Regions from separate parts of the Homo sapiens genome. Here region 2 is linked to region 1. A link is an interaction called in ENCODE POLR2A ChIA-PET data of the cell type or tissue named here. Cell type or tissue: B cell. All regions are shown on one strand. Each heading gives the region's core, and the rest is flanking DNA. Links, peaks and the distances in the headings are about the cores only.

Region 1 (8,303 bases), core at 1-2,500:
TAAAGCCTAAAACTAAAGAAATACCCACTTCCCTTAGGGCCTGAGCAATAGGGTTTAGAAATACGTTGAACCAGGCTGTACCTGAGGTCGGATTGGGGGATGAGCACATGGCCCATTGAGAGCATGCCGAGTCCACCCAACTCCTTAGGGGTGTAGAACACAACCGGGGGGAACCGACTTGGCATCTTGGAGTTGAGTCCAATCTTGATACGTGTCTGGATTTTGTTCTCACACTTCACCAGTAAGTCCAAGAGCTCTTGGGTGTTCACCACAGCCTCCCGAAAGTATGTCATAAGGCCAATGAGAGCTGTATTCCACTTATTCACAATCTAAAGGTAGTAGAAAAAAAAGTAAATTACAGATGAGCCAGGGGCGGGGAGGGTGGAGACTACTTGATGCAGTTAGTTTTATCCCTACTACTAAAGAAAGATTTGAGTTCAACATCATTAGTCACTAGGGAAATAGAAAGCAAAACACAATGAGGCTGGGCGCGATGGCTCATGCCTATAATCCCAGCACTTTGGGAGGCCAAGGTGGGAGGACTGCTTGAGCCCGGGAGTTGGAGACCAGCCTGGCCAACATGGCAAAACCCTGTTTCTACTAAAAATACAAGAATTAGCCGGGTGTGGTGGCAGACGCCTGTAATCCCAGCTACTCAGAAGGCTGAGGCAAGAGAATCGCTTGAACCTGGGAGGTGGAGGTTGCAGTGAGCTGAGATTGTGCCACTGCATTCCAGCCTGGGCAACACAGCGAGACTCCATCTCAGGGGAAAAAAAAAAAAAAATGGTTCCCCTGGGCCAGGTGTGGTGGCTCACGCCTGTCATGCCAGCACTTTGGGAGGCCGAGGTGGGTGGATCACCTGAGGTCAGGAGTTCAAGACCAGCCTGGCCAACATGAAACCGTCTCTACTAAAAATACAGAAATTGAACCCAGGAGGCAGAGGTTGCAGTGAGCTGAGATCGCACCACTGCACTCCAGCCTGGGAGACAGAGCAAGACTGTGTCTCAAAAAAAAAAAAAAGAAAAGAAAAAGAAAAAAAAAAGCACACCAGATGGAGCTATACAAACTAGTGAAGAACACCAGAAATGGTAAGTATGTGGGTAAAATGCAAAAAAATATTTTTTCTCATTTTGCAATTTCTACAAAAGATAAAGGCTGTTCAAAGCAAAAAGAGTAACAAAGTATTATAGCACTTATAATACATGTACAATTAAAATGTTATGACAAAAATACTACTAAGAGTGGGAGTGGAACTTAAAGTGTATTATTCTAAGGTTCTTGTACTATATGTGAAGTGATCCGTAGTAGACTAATGGTCAAAGTAGATCACAGTAAGTGAGCTATGTATATACTGTAAACCTTAGAGCAAACAATAAGAAAAAAACCATGTAGCCAAATAAGTGAAAAGTGGAGATAAAGTCACAAAACAACTAAATTCAGAAGAAGGCAGGACAAGAGAAAAGCAGAAAAAATAATTTAAAAAAAAAAGAGTAAGACGGTAGATTTAAACTGAGCTACATTGCCACATTGATAGTTACATTAACCTTAATTGAGGTATTTAGACCATTTGTAAGGCAAACATTGTCAAATTGGATTTAAATAAAAAGGCCGGGCATGGTGGCTCACACCTGTAATCCCAGCACTCTGGGAGGCTGAGGCGGGCCTCGGGGTCAGGAGTTCGAAACCAGCCTGGACAGCATGGTGAGACCCCCCGTCTCTACTAAAAATACAAAAATTAGCTGAGCGTGGTGGCACGCGCCTGTAGTCTCAGTTTCTTGGGAGGCTGAGGTAGAAGAATCGCTTGAACTCGGGAGGCAGAGGTTGCACTGAGCCAAGATCATGCCACTGCACTCCAGCCTGGGCAACCAAGGAAGAGACTCCATCTCAAAAAAAAAAAAAAAAAAAAAAAAAAAAAGAGCCAACTATATGCTGTCTATAGGAAATAAACTTTAGTTACAAAGACACAGATTAACAGTAAAAAGATGGAAAAATACACCCATGCAAACACAAAACAAAGCTGGAGTGGCACTACTGATTAAGACAAAGACTTCAGACCATGGAATGTTATCAGGAATACAGAGGGATATTTGATACGATAAAGTAGTCAACTCGTTCAGAAGACCTAATAATCCTAAATACATTATGTAACTAATAACAGAATTTCAAAAATGATGGACCTGAAAGACAATAAACTCACAGCTGTAGTTGGATCTTTCTCTCAAGCAAGACAGGGTCTTGCTCTGTTGCCCAGGCTAGAGTGCAATGGCACCATCTCCACTCATTGCAGCCTCCACCTCCCAGGCTCAGGAGACTCTCCCGCCTCAGCCTCCCAAGCACCTGGGACTACAGGCGTGTACCACCACACCCAGCTAATTTTTGTATTTTTTTTGTAGAAATGGGGTTTCGCTATGTTGCCCAGGCTGGTCTCGAACTCCTGTGCTCAAGCAATCCACCAGCCTCAGCCTCCCAAACTGCTGGGATTACTAGAGATTTCTAATACTCCTCAGTAATCGATAGAAGTATACAAAAAATATCACTAAGGATATAGAAGACTTAAGCAATGTAACCAACTGACTGGACCTAATGTTTGTAAAACACTCAACCTAACAATAGCAGAATACAGATTAACAGATATTTTCCAGCACACATAGGACAGGCACCAAGAGAGACTGTACGCTAGGACATCAAAAAGTCAGCCTCAGCCAGGTGCAGTAGCTCATGCCCGTAATCCCAACTCTTTGGAAGGCTGAGGCAGGAGGATCGCTTGCGCCCAGGAGTTTGGGTCCAACCTAGGCAAGAGTGAGATCCCACCTCTAAATGAATTAATTATTAAAAAAAAAATCTTGATACATTTTTTAAAACTAAGATCATATACAACATGTTTCCTAATCATAATGGAATCAAAGCAGAAACTAATAAGGGAAACCCCCAAATATGTAAACAGCATAATTTGAAACAACCTAAGGTGAAATATGAACTCATAAGGGAAATTAGAATATACTTTTAACTAAATAAAAATGAAAACACAACATATTAAAATGTGAGGAATGGGGCCGGGCACGATGGCTCATATCTGTAAGCCCAGCACTTTGGGAAGCCAAGGCGGGTGAATCACGAGGTCACGAGTTCAAGACCAGCCTGGCCAACATGGTAAAAACCTGTCTCTACTAAAAATACAAAAAAAAATTAGCTGGGTGTGGTGGCGGGCACCTGTAATCCCAGCTACTTGGGAGGCTGAGGCAGGAGAATCGCTTGAACAGGGTAGGCGGAGGTTGCAGTGAGCCGAGATCGTGCCACTGCACTCTAGCCCGGGCGAAAATGTGAGACTCTGCCTCAAAAAAAAAAAAAAAAAAAAAGGGAGGAATGCAGCTAAAGCAATGCTGAGAGGAAAATTTACAGAAGTGAATAATACTATTAGAAAAAGAGAAAGGTTGGCCAGGCACGGTGGCTCACCCCTGTAATCCCAGCACTTTGGGAGGCTGAGGTGGGTGGATCACGAGGTCAGGAGATCAAGACCATCCCAGCTAACACGGTGAAACCCGTCTCTACTACAAATACAAAAAATTAGCTGAGCATGGTGGCAGGCGACTATAGTCCCAGCTACTCAGGAGGCTGAGGCAGGAGAATGACACAAACCCAGGAGGCGGAAGTTGCAGTGAGCCAAGATTGCGCCACTGCACTCCAGCCTGGGCGACAGAGCAAGACTCCGTCTCAAACAAAAAAAAACGAGAAAGGTCAGCTGGGCACGGTGGCTCACGCCTGTAATCCCAGCACTTTGGGAGGACGAGGCAGGTGGATCACGAGGTCAAGAGTTCAAGACCAGCCTGGCCAAGATGGTGAAACCCTGTCTCTACTAAAAACACACAAAAAAATTAGCCGGGTGCGGTGGCAGGCATCTGTAATCCTAGCTACTCGGGAGACTGAGGCAGGAGAATCGCTTGAACTCAGAGGGCGGAGGTTGCAGTGAGCTGAGATCGCGCCACTGCACTCCAGCCTGGGTGAGAGAGTGAGACTCCATCTCAAAAAAAAAAAAAAAGAAAAAGAGAAAGGTCCAGGCCAGGTGCGGTGGCTCACACCTATAATCCCAACACTTTGGGAGGCCGAGGCAAGCTGATCAGGTGGTGGTCAGGAGATCGAGACCATCCTCGCAAACACGGTGAAACCGCGTCGTAGTAAAAATACAAAAAAAAATATTAGCCGGGTGTGGTGGTGGGCACCTGTAGTCCCAGCTACTTGGGAGCTGAAGCAGGAGAATGGCGTGAACCCGGGAGACGGAGCTTGCAGTGAGCAGAGATCGCGCCACTGCACTCCAACCTGAGTGACAGGGCGAGACTCTGTCTCAAAAAAAAAAAAAGAGAAAGGTCCAAAATTGATAATCTAACCTTTTACCTTAACAAACTAGCAAAGGGATGGCAATGATAAGAGAAGAAATCAATGCAACAAGGCCAGGCGTGGTGGCTCACACCTACAATCCCAGCACTTTGGGAGCCCAGGGGGGTGGATTACCTGAGCTCAGGAATTCAAGACCAGCCTGGGCAACATGGCGAAACTGTCTGTATCCAAAATACAAAGAAAAATCAGCCAGGCATGGTGGCATGTGCCTGTGGTCCCAGCTACTTGGGAGGCTAAGGTGGGAGGGTCTCCTGAGCCTGGGAGGCAGAGGTTACAGTGAGCTGAGACTGCGACACTGCACACCAACCTGGGTCATAGAGACCCCATCTCAAAAAAAAAAAAAATCAATGCAACAAAAAAGAGAAAAACGATAAAAATTAATGAAACCAAAGCTGTTTCTTTGAAAAGCTGAATAAAACAAGATAGCAAACCACAAAATACCAAATGATATAGTCAAGACTTTAAGGCAAAAAATGTCTTCTGAACAATTATTGAGGTGAAAGAGTGCGTTGGCTGGAGTTACTATAGTAATCTGCCTTGAGCAAATGGTATTCAGACAAGCAAGGAGAAAAGACTGCAGGTGAGATAACAGCTCAAACCCTACTATGAAAGCTAGACTGAGCATCTCGCATGTCCACAGGATGAGACAACCAGGCAGATCTACAGAAAGGAGGGGGGCCGGGTGCGGTGGCTCATGCCTGTAATCCCAGCACTTTGGGAGGCCGAGGCGGTTGGATCATGAGGTCAGGAGTTTGAGACCAGCCTGACCAACATGGTGAAACCCTGTCTCTACTAAAAATACAAAAATTAGCCGGGCATGGTGGCAGGCACCTGTAATCCCAGCTACTCAGGAGGCTGAGGCAGGAGAATTACTTAAACCCGGGAGGCGGGGGTCGCAGTGAGCTGAAATTGTGCCACTGCACTCCAGCCTGGGCAATAGAGCAAGACTCCCTCTCAAAAAAAAAAAGGAGGGCCAGGGGCCAGGATAGGCTAGATACTGGGGTAAAGGCAAGTGGATGATTCCCATTAGGTTTAGTAAATTCTTGGACTGCACTTGGAATTGCTGATGTGTGTAATGGAACACAGTATTTCTGTTGTAGTTAACAGTGCTCTATCCCTGAAGGGGAGGAGGCATAAATTCCTGAGGAGCCCAGTGTTCCTTTACTAAATAGCAGAAATTCCTGGGGGATAAGGGGAGGCAAGAAGGAAAATAATATTTACTCAGGTCTACGTGTACTAGGTACCATGGTAAGAAATTTATATATGTTATACCTCTTATGTCTTCATAAAAAACAAGTTATAGAACTTGCCCATGACATAGCTTTTTTTTTTTTTTTTTTTTTTTGAGATGGAGTCTCACTTTGTCACCCAGGCTGGAGTGCAGTGGCGCAATCTCAGCTCACCGCAACCTCCACCTCCGGGGCTCAAGTGGTTCTCCTGCTTCAGTCTCCAGAGTAGCTGGGACTACAGACATGTGCCACCACGCCTGGCTAATTTTTGTATTTTTAGTAGAGATGGGGTTTCACCATATTGGCCAGGCTGGTCCTGAACTCCTGACCTCGTGATCCACCTACCTCGGCCTCCCAAAGTGCTGGGATTACAGGCGTGAGCCACCGCACCCGGCCTATTTATTTATTTTTAAATATAAACAGGATCTTGCTATGTTGCCTAAGCTGGTCTCAAATTCCTGGGCTCAAGCAGTCCTCCCACCTCGGCTTCCAAAAGTGCTGGGATTGCAGGCATAAGCCACCATGCCCAGCTTTATCATGCAATTTACCAAGTAATATGGCTTACTAAATACCCCGTTTCATTTAATTCTCACAAAAGCCGTCTGACCTAGGTCCTATCAGTATCCCTATTTTACAGATGAGGGAATTGAGGCCCAGCATGGGCAATATTCCCAAGATCCCAACTAGTAATATGACAAAGATATGATGTGAACCCCATCTGACTCCAGAGCCTGTGCTTCTAACCACTAGAGTCAACTGCATCCTTACCCTCTCAGACACTCCTCCACTCCTCAGCCTCTAACTTCTGATATCCAGTTCCCTGATGCCTACAATTCTTTCCCAGGCCAATGGCCTCTTCTGCTCTCTCTCCTCTCCCCTCTTCCAGTATCTCAATGGGGTCTAGCATTCTTTTTTTTTTTTTTTTTTTTTTTTTGAGACAGAGTCTTGCTCTGTCACCCAGGCTGGAGTGCAGTGTCGCGATCTCGGTTCACTGCAAGCTCTGCCTCCCAGGTTCCTGCCATTCTCCTGCATCAGCCCCCCTGAGTAGCTGGGACCACAGGCGCCCGCCACGACATCCAGCTAATTTTTTGTATTTTTAGTAGAGACGGGGTTTCACCGCGTTAGCCAGGATGGTCTCAATCTCCTGAACTCGTGATCCACCCGCCTCGGCCTCCCAAAGTGCTGGGATTACAGGTATGAGCCACCGCGGCCGGCTGGGTCCCGCACTCTTGATTCCCTTGCATTCAATGCCTTACCACTCTACAACTGTCTTCTAACAGAGCTCTATTCCTTAATCACCAGTGTAATCTATCCACCTTCTGCATCCCTGTCACTGAGTAGCTGGGTGATTCTGGGAAAAACAAATGCTCAGAGTTGTCTTCCCAAAACCCAGCTGAGCTCCCAACACACCTTCCAATCCCTCTCAGTTTCTTCAGCAATCATCATACCCTAATACCATGAAATTCACTATGCACAACTCTTTCCCCTAACTGCAGCCCAAGAAAAGCTGAAAAACTCAAAATCCTGTTATAGCTTCCCACTAACCTCATCTATATCCACATCTTTCCAGACCTCTTTCCTGTCAGGTTCAGAGGATTTTTCCTCTGCTTGCTCTTTATTCTATCCCTAGGGAGACCCTCTGCACCTCTGCTCATCAATTACCTACTTTTCTTTTCTTCGAGACGGAGTCTTGCTCTGTCGCCGAGGCTGGGGTGCAGTGGCACGATCTTGGCTCACTGCAACCTCTACCTCCCGGGTTCAAGCAATTCTCCTGCCTCAGCCTCCCGAGTAGCTGAGATTACAGGCACCCGCCACCGCGCCTGGCTAATTTTTGTATTTTTAGTAGAGACGGGGTTTCACCATGTTGGCCAGGCTGGTCTCGAACTCCTGACTTGGTGATTCACCCACCTTGGCCTCCCAAAGTGCTGGGATTACGGGCGTGAGCCACTGTGTCCAGCCAATTCCACACTTTTCTCTTGTACACTCAACTGCTACTGGGCTCCTTAATTAAAACACGCTCAAGTCACTGTCATTCAAAAACACCTGCACTGACTTACAGCTCCCTCTAGGTGGCATCTGATGTCCTTCCTTCTCTTCAACTGACAAACAGATTGTCCTTGCTGTCTCCACTCACTCACTTCCCATGAAGCCTCACCCACTGCCATCTGGCTTCCATCCCTACTATTTCTGTAACAGCTCCTGCTAAGGTCACCAATGACGTCCTAACTGTCAAATCCAATGGATACTTTTCAGTCCTCATCTAACTGAAATGCTCTTAGGCAACTGACACTGCTCAGCATCACCCCAATTCTGGACACGTGTTCCTGAAGGCCTTGGTTCCAAGACCCGGCACCCTCCCACAGGTTCTGACCACACTTCATCTTAGTATTCCCCACATTTCCAAATTCCTCCCTCTCCTCTTCTCACTCCACATTGTCCCTGGGTGATGTCACTCATTCTTGAGCTTTTGACCTTTTGTGGATAGGCTCCGAAATCTACATCTTTAATCCAGACCTGTTCTCCATGTTTCTTCAGATTGCTTCTCACCTAGGAACCTCTAAGCTATCCCTGACTGCTCTTACCTTTCTAGTTTCATTTCTCTCCCTGGAATGTCTCACTCATACTTTTTAAATCAAATCTAACAGATCATCAATTAAAGAGGCACCACTAAGGGAGCAGAAG
Region 2 (14,089 bases), core at 557-3,056, 55 kb before region 1:
AGAACCCTCAGATGGCAAATTCTCCCCAAACCAATGGCAAGTAGCTGACTGCCTGAGCTTCCCCAAGGTACAGGACAGAAAGAGAGGAAGGTGGGGAGGCACAGCAGGCACTGGGCACTGGCAAGTCCCGCTCACCAGGCACCTAGACCCTCCAGAGCTGGCCGGGGGCCACCGCGGGACCCTCTCCTGGACCCTCCAGAGCTGGCCGGGGGCCACCGTGGGACCCTCTCCTGGCTGCAGACGCGGGGTCTACTGAGCCACGGCACTAAACTCCTGTCCCCTCTCTGGGGGCATCTGCCATCCTGCCCTCCTCTCCAGGATCTGAAGAGGGATGTTTATCCTCTTCACTTCCCTCAGATCCCACCTCCCATGAAATCATGCCTTCCTCAGGTTTAAAGTCAGACTTGAAGGAATCAAAAGGGAAAATCCACAGAGAAATGTCTCATCGGGGAGCCTGGCAACATTTTGAAACCCGCTTTTCTGTGTGGCTTCTGCTGAGAAATCCCCATCCCACCCACGGGGACAGGGGTCAGAGTAATGGAGTGGAAATGGCAGGTTCACAATTTTGGCTACAGCTGCTCCCATCTCTAAGCAACCCAGGCTCCGGGTTGGAGGGTGGCGACCCCAAGATGCGGCCTCAGCCGCCGGCCGTGTTTGTGCTCCAGCCGATGAAGCGAGTGCAAAGGGCTGTACAAACGCGAGGCACTGAACAAACACTGAGCGTGCCGTCCAGATGTCCCGGGGGAGGCTGAGGATCCACACCGTGGGGAGTGCTCTGCCCCCATGGAGTGACCTGGCGTCCGCCCTCCACGGATGGCACGCGATGGCCCAGGCCCTGTGCTGCAGGGCCCTGGGAGAGCCAGCACTGGCTACTGGGCAGCCTACCTGACGCGACAGCCACCCTTGCCCCTCGGAGCCTCCACTTGGGAGGGAAATACCACCATGGGTGCCGACCTCTTGGGCTCTGGAAGGATGGCTCATGGCCATCTCCTTCTGGACTACAAGGAAAAGGCGTGTGCCCGCTTGGAGCCCCCTCTCCTACCAGTGGGGGTAACAGCTCGCAGCCCCTGGTCATCTGTATTTAGACCACAGCCCATGCAGCACAAAGGCCCCGGGACCCAGGAAGTCCCCGAATTAAGGCTTCCACAGCGCCGTCCCCTAGAGTCCTGGGTTATCACAGAGCTATTATCCACAGCCCCAACATGGTTGTTGAAGATTGGAGTTAGAAATTCCTAAAGGCGACCCTGGAGACTCCTTTGTCCCCCAAATTAGAACACGGGTGGGAGACACAAACAGAAAGTGCCATTGTGCCCTGAGCTTGGCGTCTCTGGGAGCTGATCCCGACAGTTCTGCTTTCTGAAGTCCTGGGTTGTATCAGAATGAGATTCGGCTCTGCTCAGCAGAAGCCCCAGTCAGCCCAAGAGTGTTGCTTAACTGCTTCAGCCCTGTCCTCACTGACCTCATTTCCCTTTTGGGGTCTGTTCTCAAGGAGCAGGCACTGGAGCCCTCATCAGAGGCCTCAGGGGGCAGGGGAATGCCCATGGAACTCCCTCCACCCTGGGGGGAGGCAGAAAGAGATGACTTAGAAGGAGAGCTGGCCCATGCAACCAGAGGGTGTGGGTGTGAATGGTGGGTGTCAGCACATGCCCTCAGACGAGGAACAGTGACGTAGCAGCTTCCTGGGGCCTCTGGACCAAGGGTTGGCAAACTTTTTCCATAAAGGGCCAGACAATAGACTTTTTTTTTTTTGAGTCAGAGTCTCGCTCTGTCACCCATGCTGGAGTGCAGTGGCACAATCTCAGCTCACTGCAACCTCTGCCTCCCGGGTTCAAGCAATTCTCCTGCCTCAGCCTCCTGAGTCGTGGGGACTACAGGCGCCCACCACCACATCTGGCTAATTTTTGCATTTTTAGTAGAGACGGGGTTTCACCATGTTGGCCAGCCTGCTCTCAAACTCATGAGCTCAGGTGATCCACCCGCCTCAGCCTCCCAAAGTGCTGGGGTTACAGGCGTGAGCTAGTGTGCCTGGCTAAGACAGTAGACCTTTTGGGCTTTACAAGCCATATGGCCTCTGTCACGACTGCGTTGACTCTGATGAGATACCACAAAAGCAGCCACAGACAGGAGCAAACAGGCACAGCTCTACCCCATGAAGTTTTGTTTACAAAAACAGGCAGTGGTCTGGATTTGGCCTGGCAATGGCGGTTTGCTGACTCCTGCTCTAGATCAAAAAATGAAAACCTTGAAGAACAAACCAACAGCCTCCCTTAGACAGACCTCTGGTAGCCAAACGCTTCAAATGGTGATCAGGTGACTCTCTTGCCTGGTCACTCTCTAGCCTGTGTAGCTTTTTGCCTCCAGTGGGAGAGCAAAGAGTGAATAGAAACGCTCCTGCCACAGTGGTTTGTGTGTTTTGTTTTTTTTTTTAAGACGGAGTCTCACTCTGCCACCCAGGCTGGAGTGCAGTGGTGCGATCTCAGCTCACTGCAACCTCCGCCTCCCGGGTTCAAGCAATTCTCCCACCTCAGCCTCCCGAGTAGCTGGAATTACAGGAACATGCCACCATCCCAGGCTAATTTTTGCATGTTTAGTACAGATTGGGTTTCATCATGTTGGCCAGGCTGGTCTTGAACTCCTGGCCTCAGGTGATCCACCCACCTTGGCCTCCCAAAGTGCTGGGATTACAGGTGTGAGCCACCGCACCCGGCCACCGCAGTGGTTTTTAGCCTTCACACAGACCTGCCAGAGGCCAGTGAAAGTAATGGACCCTCCCCTCCAGAAAGACACAGCTGAGCAGCACCTACACACGCTTTGTTGGCATGGAATTTCAAGGGTGTGCACGGCTCTCCTGAAGCTTACTCATGGACCATGTAGAGACCTGAAAACCCCAGGGTAAGATCTCCTGCTCACTCGGAAAGAACACTAGTGTCTTTGTATTTGAAAGAGCTCTTACGAGTCACTAAATACTAATAATAATAAAATCAAGAGCACTGTAGAAAAATAGACAAATGACACAAAGAAGCAATTCACAGAAGAAATGCAATTTACCAATAAAGAGGAGAAAAAATGCTCTGTCTCACTAATAATGAAATAAATTTTAAAAATGGCATGTCGTTTTTCATAGGATCAGAGTGGCTATGTTTTAAAGAGGAATGACATGGCACTGGAAGGGACATGGAGGAAAAGACACTCGTGTACGTGCTGGTGGGCCTGTGGTGGCAGGCAGGCTTTTTTTTGAGACAGAATTTCACTCGTCGCCCAGGCCGGAGTGCAGTGGCGCAATCTCGACTCGCTGCAACCTCTGCCTCCCGGGTTCAAGCGATTCTCCTGCCTCAGCCTCCCAAGTAGCTGGGATTACAGGCGCCCTCCACCAAGCCCAGCTAATTTTTGTATTTTTAGTAGAGACGGGGTTTCACCATACTGGTCAGGCTGGTCTCGAACTCCTGACCTCAGGTGATCTGCCCGCCTCAGCCTCCCAAAGTGCTGGGATTACAGGCGTGAGCCACTGCGCCCGGCCAGATAACATTTTTAGAAGACTATTTAACAGTACATATTAAATTTTAAAACATGCTAATCCTGTGGCCCAGGGCTGCCAGGAACTTATTTTACAGAAATACATGTACAGGGATGCTCACTTCAGCAGCATTCATAAATTGGAAAAATTGGGAACCAAGCCAAAAGTCCATTAGTTGGAAACAGGTTGAATAAATGATGGTCCATCTATATTAAAGAATAATATACAGAACTGCTTAATAATAAGGCAGATCTCTAAGTACTGACAGGAAAGGATGTAAAAGATACATTAAGGGAAAAGGCAAGTTATCACAGTTCTTTTTTTTTTAAGAAAAAAAAAAAGAATAACACTGGTACATGCAGATCTTTTAAATACTGAAGAAATATATTCCAAACTGATGAAGACAGGCTGATAGAATTTTTTTTTTTTAAACGGAGTTTCGCTCTTGTTGCCCAGGCTGGAATGCAATGCCGCGGTCTCGGCTCACTGCAACCTCCGCCACCCAGGTTCAAGCGATTCTCCTGCCTCAGTCTCCCAAGTAGCTGGGATTACAGGCGTGTGCCACCATGCCCGAGTAATATTTTTGTATTTTTAGTAGAGATGGGGTTTCATTTCACCATGTTGGCCAGGCTGGTCTCGAACTCCTGACCTCAGGTGATGGGAACCTTCTCAGCCTCCCAAAGTGCTGGGATTACAGGTGTGAGCCACTGCGCCTGGCAGGCTCATAGAAGTTTAGTCTACAATTCATATTTCTGAAATGTTAAATTTTTACTTTTATTTTTGGGACAAGGTCTCGCTCTGTCACACAGGCTGGAATATAGTGGTGTCATTGTGGCATACTGTGGCCTGGAACTTCTGGGCTCAAGCCTTCCTCCCACCTCAGCCTCCCGAGGAGCTGGGACTACAAGCAACTGCCACCATGCCCTGGCTAATTAAAAAAAAAAAAAAATTGGAGAGACAAGGTGTCTCGCTATGTTGCCCAGGCTGGTCTCAACCCTGGCCTCAAATGATCCTCCCACCTTAGCCTCCCAAAGTGCTGGGATTACAGGTGTGAGCAACTGCTCCCAACCTGAATTTTTAAAATAAAATCATTTTTGGGCCAGGTATGGTGGCTCACACCTGGAATCCCAGCACTTTGGGAGGTCAAGGTGGGAGGATCTGTTGAGCCCAGGAGTTTGAGACCAGCCTGGTCAACATAGTAAGACCCCATCTGTAAAAAATGAAAATAAAAAATGTAATGAAAAAAATTTTGTTTTATAATTATAAAACATAAAAAAAGACAAAGAATTCTTACTGGCCTATTAGCTCCAACCGCAGGGTCCCTTTTAAAGTCTTTCTTTTTTTCCTTTTTTTTTTTTTGAGGGGGAGTCTTGATCTTGTCACCCAGGCTGGAGTTCAGTGGCGCGATCTCGGCTCACTGCAAACTCCGCCTCCCGGCCTCAAGCGATTCTCCTGCCTCAGCCTCCCAAGTAGCTGGGATTCCAGGGACCCACCACTGTGCCCAGCTAATTTTTGTATATTTTAGTAGAGACGGGGTTTCACTATCTTGGGCCAGGCTGGTCTCGAACTCCTGACCTCATGATCCACCACCCCCATCGGCCTCCCGGAGTGCTGGGATTACAGGTGTGAGCCACCGCACCCGGCCTAAAGTCTTTCTTAACAGGGATTCTTGGTCGTTTTTCAGACAAAACACCTCTCGGCATTTCGGGGTGTGAGGTCCTCAAGCTCAAGGACCATCTCGTTCCTTTATCCCTGAAATTCAGGCCTGCCGTGACAGAGGCGTCGCGTGACTAAAATAATGGAGGTGAGGCCAGGTTTTTAGTTTTCATGCTGATGAAAGAGCTGCTGGTTTTCGGCCGAGCGCCGTGGCTCACGCCTGTCATCCCAGCACTTTGGGAGGCTGAGGCGGGCAGATTGCCTGAGATCAGGGGTATGAGACCAGCCTGGCCAACATGGTGAAACCCCGTCTCTACTAAAAATACAAAAATTAGCGAGGCGTGATGGTGCACGCCTATAGTCCCAACTACTCGGGAGGCTGAGGTAGGAGAATTGCCTGAACCCGGGAGGCGGAGGTTGCAGTGAGCCAAGATTGCGTCACTGCACTCCAGCCTGGGCAACCGAGCAGACTCAAAAAAAAAAAAAAGAAAAAGGAAAAAAGAAGAGGTCCAGAAGCCCCCAGAGCTCCCTCAAAGCTAAACAAGAACCCTTCAATGGCACGACAAGGGAAATCAGAAACCAGAGTGTACCACAAATAGTAATGGTAGGTACTGTGTCTTAGAAACTTTTTCACCGGTAAACTGATGCAGGCGAGGTTTCCTTGATGGACAGAAGCCTCTCTGAAGAAGCTATTATTCTCACTTCTTTCCCAATGGCCAGCTCGGAATGGCACAATTGCCCAACTGGGCGAGCCCACAGAGTTCCCTTCTTCCCTCTGGGAGAGACTTTTTGGTTCCTCTTTTGACTTTCTTTTTTGTTGTTGTTTTTGAGACAGAGTCTGGCTCTGTCGCCCAGGCTGGAGTGCAGTGGCTTGATCTTGGCTCACGGCAACCTCCGCCTCCCAGGTTCCAGCAATTCTCCCGCCTCAGCCTCCGAGTAGCTGGGATTACAGGCATGCACCACCCGCCCGGCTAATTTTTGTATTTTTTAGTAGAGACGGGGTTTCACCATGTTGGCCAGGCTGGTCTCAAACTCCTGACCTCAAGTGATCCGCCTGCCTCAGTCTCCCAAAGTGCTGGGATTTCAGGTGTGAGCCACCATGCCCAGCCCCTTTTTTGACTTTCTTTCTTTCAACCCCACCTTCCTTCTGCCTCCCTGACATCAAGAAGGAGCATATTTTGTGATGTCCTGGGGCTCCCAACAAGGGGGTGCTTAGTACCCCGAGAAAACATCTCCCCCAGGCGACTGTCTGTGCCCGGGCACGGAGGAAACAAGAGGAGCAGAAGACCAGATGTTCCCTGCATTTTCCATCTGGCTCCGGACAAAGGCAAAGGTTGAGGCAGTTCCACGGGAGGCGGGTGGTCAGGCTGCTCCATGAGCCGAAGCTCCCGGAGACCCTGATGACAGCTGCCGAGGAAAACAGGAAAAGAAAGTGGGCGGCAGCGTTTTGTCTTCCTGCCTCTGCCTTCCTTGGGCACAAGGCTAGTGAGCTGCTTCCGCAGCATCAAAGCCCAGATCAGAAGGCAGGGAATGTCGGCCAGGCCAGGTGGCTCACGCCTGTCACCCCAGCGCTTTGGGAGGCCAAGGCGGGTGGATCACCTGAGGTCAGGAGTTTGAGACCAGCCTGACCAACATGGCGAAACCCCATGTGTACTAAAAATACAAAAATTAGCCGGGTGTGGTGGCGCACGCCCATAGTCCCAGCTACTCGGGAGGCTGAGGCAGGAGAATCGCTTGAACCTGGGACGCGGAGGTTGCAGTGAGCCGAGATCCCCCCACTGCACTCCAGCCTGGGCGACAGAGCAAGACTCCGTCTCAAAAAAAAAAAAAAAGGCAAGGGATTGTGAAGCCACGCCCTGCTGCCTGTGGACCTCAGCTGAGGAGGCCCTGCCAGGCCACCTCGCCCATAGCCCCTCTACTGTTTGGGACACCCAGGCACATGCAGGCACATGGAAGGCAAGGAAACAGAAACCAATCAAAGCGGCCTCAAATTTAGAAACAGATTACTGAACTACAGAGCTTTAAAAAATCTGTACTCACTGTTAATGAGGTGAAGGTCATACACATCCCACCAAAGCCATTCAGAGCCAGGGCGATGAAGATGAGCACGGAGAGAGCTGCAGGGACATGGAAAGCTCGTGAGTGGAGACCCCAGCTGAGCTCCAGGGAAGCCGGGACCAGCCCAGAGTCCTGCGCGGTGCAGGCTCCCAGTAAATCCAGTAAACGCAGGCCGGGGTTAGTACCTGACATCTGGGGAGTGGAACTGCCCCTTTCTCACCCCCTCCTCTAGGCCTATTTCTTTTTCTTTTTTAATCGAGACGTAGTTTTGCTCTTGTCACCCAGGCTGGAGTGCAATGGCACGATCCTGGCTCACTGCAACCTCTGACTCCCGGGTTCAAGTGATCCTCCTGCCTCAGCCTCCCAAGTAGCCGGGATTACAGGCATGCGCCACCACACCCGGCTAATTTTTGTATGTCTTGCCATGTTGGCCAGGCTGGTCTCGAACTCCTGGCCTCGGGTGATCTGCCGATCTCAGCCTCCCAAAGCGCTAAGATTACAGGCATAAGCCACCATGCCCAGCCTCCTCTTGCCTATTTCACAAAGCGTGGGCTCTTGAAAAAGCTGCACACCCATCTTCTTTTCTCCAATTAATATTAGCAGTGTCCAGGCGCAGTGACTCACACCTAGAATCCCAACACTTTGGGAGGCTGAAGCAGGAGAATTGCTTGAGCCCAGGGGTTCAAGACCAGCCTGGGCAACAAAGTGAGACCCCATTTCTAAAAAAAAGTTAAAAATTAGCCAGGTGAAGCCAGGCGCGGTGGCTCACGCCTGTAATCCCAGCACTTTGGGAGGCTGAGGCAGGTGGATCACGAGGTCAGGAGATCAAGACCATCCTGGTTAACACAGTGAAACCCCATCTCTAATAAAAATACAAAAAATTAGCCAGGCGTGGTGGCGGGTGCCCGTGGTCCCAACTACACAGGAGGCTGAGGCAGGAGAATGGCGTGAACCCGGGAGGTGGAGGTTGCAGTGAGCTGAGATTGCGCCATTGCACTCCAGCCCGGGCGACAGAGGGAGACTCTGTCTCAACAACAACAACAAAAAAATTAGCTAGCTGTGTGTGTGCGTGCCTGTAGTCCCAGCTACTCTGGAGGCTGAAGTGGGACGATCGCTTGAGCCTGGGAGGTCCAGGGTGCAGTAAGCTGTGACTGCACCACTGCACTCCAGCCAGGGTGACAGAGAGAGACCCTGTCTCTAAAACAAAACAAAACAAAACAACAACAACAAAAAAACAAACAGCAGCGAGCAGGAGGCCTAAGAAACCAAAAATACAGGTTCCTGAAAATCAGTAGATGAGCCTGGCTAAGATTTTGGTGAAACTCGAGTCCTCTTTTGGTGTTTGCTCTACAAATCCTTGAACAGGGTTGGGGACCAGGTGGCTTCTAAGCCATCCTTCATGCTTTGGCCTGTGCTGCCTGGAGGGGACTCAGCTTGTGACTTCTGCACACACCGATGACCATGCCCCTGCAGCCGGCCTGGTTCTTAGAACTTGCCTCTCAGGTTGGCATCAGTGAGGGACTGGCTTGGTTTGGTGATGAGATGGAAGTTGCTCATACCCTGGAAGCTCCTGTCTGGGGTGGCTGCTCTCTGATCTCGCCGTCTATTTGAGATAAGTAACTGAGTAGAGGCGTAACAGGTGTCCCCTCTAACTTGAGCAGGGAGCAGCAGGCCCAGGACAGTGTCCAAGAGCAGGTGGGCCTGGGAGCAGCTCAGGGCACTCTCTCCCCGGTCCCTGACAGAAGATGGAGGGAGAGGACACTCACCGTTTGGTTTACTTGCTCCGTACGCAATCAGCAAGCAGGAAACCGCGAAGCAGGCGCTAAAACCAAGCAGAAACGCAATGTTATTTACCATTATGACTTTATTCAGTGTTATTGTTTTGTTTTTGTTTTTGGTTTTTGGTTTTTCTTGAGACAGAGCCTTGCTCTGTCACCCGGGCTGGAGTGCAGTGGCGCGATCTCGGCTCACTGCAACCTCCGCCTCCCAGGTTCAAGCATTTCTCCTGCCTCAGCCTCCCAAGTAGCTGGGATATTACAGGCGCCCACCACCACGCGTGGCTAATTTTTTTATTTTTAGTGGAGACAGGGTTTCACCATGTTGGCCAGGCTGGTCTCGAACTCCTGGCCTCAGGTGACCCACCCAACTCTGCCTCCCAAAAAGCTGGGATTACCAGTGTAAGCCACCGTGCCCAGCCCATTTTCATTTATATTTTTGTATATGTATTATAAAGCACATTAAGAATGGCATAGGGGGCCGGGAGCCACTGCACTCCAGCTCCAGTTGCTTGGGCAACAACAGCAAAACTCCAACTCAAAAGGAAAAAAAAAAAAAAAAGAATGGCATAGGGGCCAGGCACGATGGCTCACGCCTGTAATCCCAGCACTTTGGGAGGCCGAGGCGGGCAGATCACAAGGTCAGGAGATCGAGACCATCCTGGCTAACACAGTGAAACCCCGTCTCTACTAAAAATACAAAAAATTAGCCGGGCGTGGTGGCAGGCGCCTGTGGTCCCAGCTACTCGGGAGGCTGAGGCAGGAGAATAGCGTGAACCCGGGAGGCGGAGCTCGCAGTGAGCCGAGATCGCGCCGCTGCACTCTAGCCTGGGCGACAGAGGGAGACTCCATCTCAATAAATAAATAAATAAATAAATAAATAAATAAATATGAAAAATATAAAAATTAGCTGGGTGTGGTGGCAGGCGCCTGTAATCCCAGCTACTCGGGAGGGTGAGACAGGAGAATTGCTTGAACTGGGGAGGCAGAGGTTGCCGTGAGCCGAGATCACGCCACTGCACTCCAGCCTGGGCGACACAGCAAGACTCCGTCTTGAAAAAAAAAAAAAAAAAAAGAGCACAGATATACATCATTTATAATTCCATGTGCTTATTATATTGGGGGTACGTGTTGAAAATCTTTTTTCTGGTGGAGCTATAAGGTCAAACGGGCTGTGGAAACCAGTGTTGTTGGTTTTTTTTCTCATCAGATGGATACTGTGCCAGCTTCGTAACAAGGTTTGAGGGAAGCATGTCTCACACATGCGAGGGAAACCCCAATTATCATGCTTATGAACTACAAAGGGATGGGAAACACATGTTCTTAGTGACAAGCAGCTCCGGTCCCTGGGCGGCCTGGAGCCTGGAGCTTTTCTTATTCGGTACTGGAGCACGGCGAGGACCACAGTACCTGCTGATTCGGTGGCGGACGGGGTAGGAACTCCATTCTGGAGGGCCTTCAGGGAGCTCCACAGTACACCTGATATCAGGTACGACCAGGATACCCTTCTGTGGGGAACTCAGCCCAGGGGGTCCACCTGCCCACTCCCTGCCCCCTAAGGGACCCACACTGACCTGCCCAGCAGCCTGAGCTTCCTCGGGCCATACTTGTCCATGACGATACCCAGGGGCAGGGTGATGGCACTGAGCAGAAAGGAGCCCACAGTGAAGGCCAAATTTAGCATCTCGTCCTGGGCCTGGCAGCTGAGCCAGCCGTTCATCCAGCTCACCTCCTCGTGCCCCGGCTCTGCTGTGCCGCCCACTGTGCCATTGGTGACATTCTCTGTGTGAAGAGGGAAGGAAACCCTGACCTCAGGGTCATGACAGGGATTCCCAAAGATCAGAAGGGCAGGTGCCCATTCAGAGTCCCCCCACTGGGAATGCCAGGGCTGGCTGGCGGCCTCTCGAGGGCTCAGGCTACCCCGCAGCAGGCTTGGATGGCCATTTGGCCCAAGTCCCCTGGAGTGAAAATGTAGAGGTTCTTAACTTTTGTGGGGGCCATGGACCCTTTGAAAAATCCAATAAAGACCTCCCCAGAAAATGCACACCAAGGTTTATCCACAGTTTCAGGAGCTTTGTGTGTCCCTTGAAGAGCAACGAAGCCCAGGCTGAGAGTCCCATTCGAGAGCATCCGCCACCCTAGAACGGCAGACCTCAGGGCCCAGCCTTGGCTGTGGGGCCCCAGGCTGGTGAGAACCTTCTCACGGCAGCTATGTCCGTGGGGACAGACTGCAGCCAGTATGGAGGCAGAACCCAGACCACTTGGGAAGCACAAGCACTGGTCTCACCCCAATAGCCTGGTTCTCCTCTGTCCATGTGGGGAGACTGCGGCGCCTCCTTCAATGGGAAGTCCAGCTGCCTTCTCAAACATAGAACAGATGCCACCTTCTCCCCCTGATATTTTCTTTTTCTTTTTTTTTTTGAGGCGGAGTCTCACTCTGTTGCCCAGGCTGGAGTGCAGTAGCACGATCTCGGCTCACTGCAACCTCCGCCTCCCGGGTTCAAGCAATTCTCCTGCCTCAGCCTCCCGAGTAGCTGGGATTACAGGCACCTGCCACCGCGCCCGGCTAGTGTTTGTATTTTTAGTAAAGATGGGGTTTCATCATGTTGCCCAGGCTGGTCTCGAACTCCTGACCTCAGGTGATCCTCTCACCTCTGCCTCCCAAAGTGCTGGGATCACAGGCGTGAGCCGCCACACCCAGCCGATATGCACCTTTCTTATTTTCCTTGCCGGGGTCACAGTGGTGCCATCCCGTGGCCATGCCTAGACCTCGCTGGGTGCTGAGTCTGGTGTGTTTGCCACACCCAGCCCTTAATGGCCCCCTTCAAAGTCCACCCAGCACCAAAACAACACAGAAAGGAAGAGAAAAGTGCTGTGGCAGCTGAAGATGGGAGGGTGGAGGACGGGCTGGGAACGTGGCTGAGGAGCTCTCCTGGCCGGGACTGCTAGTTAAGAGATGCTGACTAATCCTGCAGAAAACAGGAGCCGACTTTGATTAGACATGAGGTCACGCTGGGAGAGTCAAGGAAACGCTCTTCTTCCGGTAACTGCCTGCCTTCCAATTGCAGCCCTCTGGCGCCAGGGCTGTAGCGCCGAGGTTTGCAAAAGCTTGCTCAGGCCTCTCGGGGTTCCTCCAAGGTTACTGGAAAGGATGCGCACAGGTGGACTCGTGCTTCATGCCAACGTGTGGCCAAGGAGCCCCGCCGGGGCCGTGTGGATGAAGAGCGTGGAACTGGAATCTGGTTTCTAGCTTCCAGTGTTTGATTCTCCACTTTCTACCTGCATGACCTTGCTCTAGCTCAGTTTCCTTGTCCATAACATGGACATCATATAATGATAAGATCCACCTCCTAGAGTGTGGGGGAAGATCAATGAGAAAAATTCAGAAAACCTTCTGGAGCTCACCCAGGCATAGAAAGCACTCAATAATGAATAGCTACAAGTTGCTGCTGTTCTCGTGGTTATCATGATCATTGCTGCTATTGGAGGCTCCGGCGGGGAATCACGGCACCATCAGCTGGCACAGAGCCGGATGCAGTGGCTGTGGGGAGCACAGTCCCGTCAGCGTGTGTGGAAGCGCAAAGACATGTCTAATCCCCCACTGGGCTGTGAGCCCCGAAGGGCAGGGCCTGCACTGTGGTCACTTCTGTGTCCCCAGTATCTCACCCAGGTCTTGGCCTACAATAGCTGTTTACTGAATAAATAAAAACAACAGGGCCAGGTGTGGCGGCTCATGCCTGTAATCCCAGCACTTTGGGAGGCAGAGGCGGGTGGATCGCCCGAGGTCAGGAGTTCAAGACCAGCCTGGCCAACATGGTGAAGCCCCGTCTCTACTAAAAATTCAAAAATTAGCCAGGCATGGTGGCGCATGCCTGTAATCCCAGCTACTCAGGAGGCTGAGGCAAGAGAATCATTGAACCCGGTAAACGGAGGCTGCAGTGAGCCAAGATCACACACCACTGCACTCCAGCCTGGGCAAATAGTTAGACTCTGTCTCAAAAAAAACAAAAAACAAACAAACAAACAAACAGAATCAGGCCGGGTACAGTGGCTCAGTCTGTAATCCCAGCCCTTCGGGAGGCCAAGGTGGGTGGATCACCTAAGGCCAGGAGTTCAAGACCAGCCTGGCCAATATGGTGAAACCCCATCTCTACTAAAAATACAAAAATTAGCCGGGCATGGTGGGCGTCTATAATCACAGCTACTCGGGAGGCTGAGACAGGAGAATTGCTTGAAGCCGGGAGGCGGAGGTTGTGGTAAGCTGAGATCACACCACTGCACTCCAGCCTGGGCAACAGAGTGAGACCCCGTCTCGAAAAACAAAACAGAACAAAACAAAACAAAAACAATGGCACCAGATCACAATGGCCAAAAAGATCGAGAGAGGAATCAACAGAACCACGTTGAATCGAGGGGGGATTTAAGGAGATCAGAGCCACGAGGTTAACCATGTGGAGCCACAGAAATACAACGTCACCAACCAGATTCCCACCTCGGCCACTTTCTCTCGGTTTTCCAAAAAGAAGCTCTACCACACGGTCAGCCAAACACATGGCAGACGGGGTCCTCGAGCCCGTCAGGGTGGAGCTCAGAGCGGTCATGTACACCGCCACAGCCGACAGGCCTGGGCCACTCGCCCATCCACAGTGGGGCAGCTTCTGGAAAGGAGGAGCTGCTTTGTGAGTTGGTGTTGGTTTCAAATGTCAGCTCTGCCAGCAGCAAAGGAATTGGCTCTGAAGTCAGGGAAAGAGGGTCTCTACAAAGCAACAGCCATTTCCAGGTTGACATGCAGATAGGAGCAAACCAGCACAGAGGTGACAGAGAGGATGGATGGAGAGAGCACGCCAGGGCCCAGGATGGGTGACTTGTGGGGACAGTGACTGCACAGGGGCCGTGGAATAACTGAGGGCTTGGGGGGCTGCACGTTCTACTGCTGCAAGCAGGAGCCACGGGGACAAGGAATGGAGTGGGTGAGGCAGCACTGCCTGAGTAAAGGCACCAGGGACCTCCAGTTACCCCAGGGAGGAACCACAGCTGGGTCTCTAAACCCATGGGTTTTCTCATCTAGAGCCAGAAGATAAAAATC

Evidence for each region. ChIA-PET counts read pairs that join two places held together with the same protein. Peaks named below come from ENCODE experiments on the same cell type or tissue, not always from the same donor. Only the 100,000 strongest peaks of a DNase experiment are listed, where the experiment ranks them.
Region 2: POLR2A ChIA-PET joins it to region 1 with 6 read pairs; 3 of 35 experiments call an interaction of 5 or more read pairs at or near these places.

The regions. Positions count from the first base shown.
Region 1 is chr17:1,661,825-1,670,127 of GRCh38, forward strand. PRPF8 (pre-mRNA processing factor 8) reads right to left here. Exons shown (of 43, transcript NM_006445.4): 25 at 82-329. Among named protein-coding and RNA genes, the nearest start is that of RILP, 16 kb to the left of the region's middle. In B cell, for the core only: no CTCF peak of the experiment used is centred there; no DNase peak of the experiment used is centred there.
Region 2 is chr17:1,605,985-1,620,073 of GRCh38, forward strand. It overlaps SLC43A2 (solute carrier family 43 member 2), which reads right to left. Exons shown (of 14, transcript NM_152346.3): 3 at 10,578-10,785; 4 at 8,995-9,050; 5 at 7,211-7,287. It overlaps LOC124904121 (small nucleolar RNA U13), which reads right to left and starts at 10,311; the gene lies at 10,208-10,311. RefSeq lists an enhancer at 559-1,324. In B cell, for the core only: no CTCF peak of the experiment used is centred there; a DNase peak (open chromatin) is centred at 1,527.